Regions from separate parts of the Homo sapiens genome. Here region 2 is linked to region 1. A link is a loop called in an ENCODE intact Hi-C map of the cell type or tissue named here. Cell type or tissue: Calu3. All regions are shown on one strand.

The links. Peaks named below come from ENCODE experiments on the same cell type or tissue, not always from the same donor. Only the 100,000 strongest peaks of a DNase experiment are listed, where the experiment ranks them.
Region 2: a loop joins it to region 1, with 2.6 times the contacts of the local background. A loop is called at or near these places in 5 of 110 quality-filtered maps.

Annotation. Positions count from the first base shown.
Region 1 is chr5:59,216,315-59,218,814 of GRCh38, reverse strand. All of the region lies in intron 1 of PDE4D (phosphodiesterase 4D), which reads left to right. Among named protein-coding and RNA genes, the nearest start is that of PDE4D-AS1, 180 kb to the right of the region's middle. In Calu3, no CTCF peak of the experiment used is centred here; no DNase peak of the experiment used is centred here.
Region 2 is chr5:59,347,469-59,349,968 of GRCh38, reverse strand. All of the region lies in intron 1 of PDE4D (phosphodiesterase 4D), which reads left to right. Among named protein-coding and RNA genes, the nearest start is that of PDE4D-AS1, 310 kb to the right of the region's middle. In Calu3, no CTCF peak of the experiment used is centred here; a DNase peak (open chromatin) is centred at 1,548.

The DNA of each region.
Region 1 (2,500 bases):
TTTGTAAAGCTAATACTAATATTAGATTAATGTAATTTTATCAATATTGATAATTACTTAGTATACATTGTGAACTTTGTTTTTTGGATGTCATTTAAAGGGTTATTTTCATGAGTTCCTAAGAAATAATTTAGGCCTTTAAGGTTATTTAACCCTTCAGTAGAAAATAGTTTCCTTGTTTAAGAAAATGATCTCCATCTAGTGGACAAATTTTTATATTACAGTATACAAAGAAAAATATTAAAGCCCCTAGAATATCTCATATCAAGCACTTCCTGACCTATTAATAAATGTTTTGGTTTTAGTGCTAATATTATGGCTTAAAAGTTGTAAGATTTAAAAATATCATAACTATCTAAATGACTTAAGGTATTTAGCAATATTTGTTTCAAAACTTATAGTGGAGTGTTAAGACTTGCTTGATTTAATTGGAAAAATTATAATTAAAGAAAAAATTACTGATTTATACAAATTTGGTGTTTACTCAGTTGAACTGAAAAAAACTAAACCAAAACTCACACTTCTGTATCTCTTACATTTCTGTTCATGCACAGGAAGGAGGGGGTATTTTCTTTTTTAAAGTGTAGCAATAAGAATATCTTGATATTAAAGGGAAATAAACATAAACATTTCTACAGGCATTCACATTACTAGGTCCTCCTCATGCTGAAAAGCTGCCATGACTATCTTCTTAGAAGAGAAATCTACTTTGCCAAACCCCCACTATTTAGAAGTTTTTAATGTCTTCCAGTTGTGTACTAAATACCTTCAAAAACCTTCTTAAATACTACTCTTCATGAAAACTTCTCAGATATCCCAGCCTGAGTTAGTCATTCATCCTTTATTTTTGTATCTTAATGCACTCATATTAAGTGCTTAATAAATGCCTATTTAAGCATATCCAAGGAGAGTTTGCCAAAGATCCCTAATGTATGTCTATTGAATGATTAGAGACCATCCTCCCCTTCCAGCCTTCCTGGGAATTGACAAGGTTTCACATACATATGTGCCTATCCTATTCTGGTGAAACAGATGTCCCCTGTTTGGGTGCCACATATATTTGTGGTTTATATAATCATGCAGTAGAGCTGGAAGGACTTTAGGAACAATCGATGATTCAATGCAGTTAGCTCAGTGACTGGTCAATTAACTTTTCTAGGACCTGGTATCCTCGTCTGTAAAGTGAGTCTGTTCGACTTGACAATCTCTCATTGTCCTTCCTGAACCAAATAAATATATCTATAAAGAGACACAATTCTAAGAAAATTTTAAGTTGGAAAAACATATTTACAGCTGCTCAAGATAATGAGTTTTCCCTCTTCTGTTTATTTGATGGATTATTTCGGAGCCACTGTTATTTGATCACAGATTCAAAAGTGATCCATGAAACATCTTCCAATCTTAGAGTCATAACTCTATTTATTAATGACTCCGATAAAGAAAATAAAGGAATGTTTTAAAATGAGCTAGTTAATAGTTTGAATAAAGATTCTAATGGGGAAAATATTAATGACAGCAAAACTTGAATTCACATGTTTATTTATTCTTTCAACAAGTTTTTCTTTAAAACCACACACCTGCTGGGCTATCATAAGCTATCACCCTCCTCTCCTAAGAACACATGAAAGTTGACTTTATTTTAATACTGGTTGATGTTTCACTAGAAAGGTTCTTTGTGGAAAGTTTATCTAGATTATAAGGACTATGACGTTAAGAACTGTGTGTGTAGATTTTTTCCCAGCTCTAAAATATGTATTGCTGAGCACAGTGCCTTTTATTCATTTAATCATTTACTCAAGACACTTGGGCACAGTTTTCAATGTGCCAAGAATACGCTGAGTCTCCATTTGTAGAGAGCTCACAATCTAGGAATGGAGACCGGGTGAAAAACATTTTCAATTCATTGTAAATTCTGTCATTAGGGAGTGGGAAAGTGTCTTGGGAGCGTAGAGAAAGGGCCTTTCATAAAGCTCTGATGTACCAGGGTAGCCTTTCAGGTGCAGGCTAAGTCTCAAGGATGAGTGACAGTTAGGCAGGGGAAAGGGGATTTGATTATTTAGGGGAGCAGGAGGTGAGGTGGTGATGGCCTGTGAGAAGGAGATAGTGCCTCAATATGAGTTGAGCAAGAAGTACCCAATAGCTGAGGATGGCAAGTTGAGGCTGGGGGCAACTAATTGCAATTGAGAGCAGATGGTTAGACTGGCAGTCTGGCAAAGAAATTTTGACTTCATCCTGAGAGCAATGGTAAGTTACTGAAGGGTTTTAAACTGAAGAATGACACTGGAAAATGGATTCAAGACACTAATATAAAGGTTGTTATAATAATATAGGTGAAATTTGATGGAGACCTGAATTTAAAATATTGGTAGTAGGGATGGAAGGAAGTGGGTACAATAGAAATTAATGCTTGGATGGATGTTATAGGGTAGGAGTGTGGAGGGAGAAGCCCAGGTTTGGGAGAACAGCATTAGGCACAAAATGGGTATTTGTTGAATCGAAT
Region 2 (2,500 bases), 130 kb before region 1:
CAATGTAGACTAGAAACAGAGATAGAGAGGGGAGATACAGTTTGAGTGTTTTCTGTATTATCATGACAGCACATGGAACAACCACAGGCAGAAAGATTACAAACTCTGCAATAAATATAAAGGTATTGGTTTTATAAGGTGGCCTGCAGGCTACGGACCAGCACAGAGCTCTGGCAAATGTGGAATGCCAGGAGATGTACAAAAAAATCAAGGTGACAAAAGAAGAAAAGACACTCCAAACTGCCAAGGGTTTATAATCATGCTGTGGATATTTCTGATCATCAGTGTGTTAATGGTTTTCACTATAGTTAAAACTATACCATTTTTGAATGGGTAATAGGTATGAATATTTATGCTTAATTAGTAGTTTATAAAATTTATACTATTTATTTTCATAATGTTGATTTTATGATTTTCAACGAGTGCCATTTGTCCTTAAGTCATGAAGTGGATGAGCCCCCATCAAGTGATTTTAAGAGACAGTACCTTGACTGAGCAGCTGGATCAAAGCCTGTCTGATCTGGGCAGAGCAAATAAGGAATACTTCTTACAAAAGAGGAAGCATTCAATTCTATACACTTTACCTTGGTACTCCTTGTTCTGGAGGCCTCAGCTTCTATCATGTTCTTTGCCACAGTCATATACCCACCTTCTACCTTGGCTCTCCCTCCTCCTAACTTCCATTATTTTTTCTACTTTCAAACTATAATTGACAAGCCTTTTTAATTTCAACAAGGGTCTGAAGAGAGGTGTCTGATTTTCCGTAAGGCTGGGTTATATAAGCACACAGAGTTGAATCAGAGCAAAGGAAAAATCCATTGGCAAAGGAAGAATACTATATGCTACTTTAAAACTTGTCTGAATGTATTATTTTATTTACTTATTTTAGAGGCAGGGTCTCACTCTGTCATCTAGGCTGGAGTACAGTGGCATGATCATCACTCATTGCAGCCTCAAACTCCTAGGCTCAAGGGATCCTCCAGCCACAGCCTCCTGGGTAGCTAGGACTACAGGTGCACCCTACCATTCCTGGCTTAAAAAATATATATTTTAGAGTCTGTTTTGCCCGGGTTTGTCTCAAATACTTGGCCTCAAGTTATCCTCCCACCTCAGCCTCCTAAAGTGCTGGGATTACAGGCATGAGCCATGGCACATGGCTCAAATTATATAATTCATTAGCTGGTAATAGTGTAAATTTGGAAGAGAAAAACTAAAATGATAAAGAGGAAAGATGGATTGTGAATAGAGTAAATATATATTACTGTAATTATGTTAAGCCAATCAAATGCAAAGGACAGTTCAAAGGGGACAAGTATGTAAGCCACATTCCAAAAAAAAAAAAAAAGCTTTGAAGTGAAGCTTTAAAAAGATAAGCTTTGTGTTGAGCTAAAGAAATAAACTCTATAAAAACAAAACCCTAAAATTGTTATGACAATGAATTAAACATTCAAAAATGAACAGAACAGAATGTAAAAGATTATTCCTTCAGGTGGTAAATGTTCACAACCAGCTCTCTATGGGGGAGGGGAAGGGCACTATTTGTAGTATTTGCTGATTTCTGTGCCAAAAAATTCTCTCACCTGCCCATTTCAAACAGCAGAGGTCACTAAATGTGGAGTTGGCAAGAGATACATAGACATAGTACTCTATACAGTGTTTCTATCATATAGATACAGTAGATATAAGTTGCCCCAAAAACATAATAATACAAAATGTAGCCAAATCATTCAGAAGTTATGAGTTTTGAATACTTATTTCCATTGTTTTTAATATAATTTGTTTAATTATAGTTAAAAATTTTTATGTAATTTAATTTTTAATAACTGTTGGGTATTAACAACTGACTTATAAATACTCCTAAAAATGTAACAGAATGTAGTGAGGGACAAAATGGATGCGGTCTCTGCTTTCATCAAGTTTACATTCTGGTAGAGAAAGACAGAAAATAAACAAGTTAACAATAAATAAAATAAATAGAGACTGAGATGAGAGGTTCTGCTTGGGGAAGCCAGGGAAACCTTTACAAAGAAATTGATAATTTATTTGCATATAAGTTCAAGCATATCCATTCCATACATCTGTGAGTACATTTGTAGTTCTAGGCCTGAAACTCAGAACTGCACAAGGTCAATGGAACCATATAAATATTGACCTCATTACTGACTTGTTTTCAGTCTCCAGTCTCTTGAGTGAATTTACCTTTGCTTCTTTGTTATTATAAAAATACAGTGAGGGAAAGTAAAACAAGGAGGAAGATGAAAAGAAGATGTAGGGGGAAGAGGAGCAGTTTACAATATACTTTCTATTACATTGTTTCACACTATCTCAAAACTTTTTATACGTAGAAAATACTAAAGCAAAGAAAAATGGAAGTTAAAAATCGGTAGCAGTAGTAATAGTCCTATAGTAGGAACCTTGTTTTGTTTGAAATATGTGTCTGTGTCTGCCTACAAAACATAAACACCTTAAGCTAAGAATAACTGTGAGATTAATTTTTTAT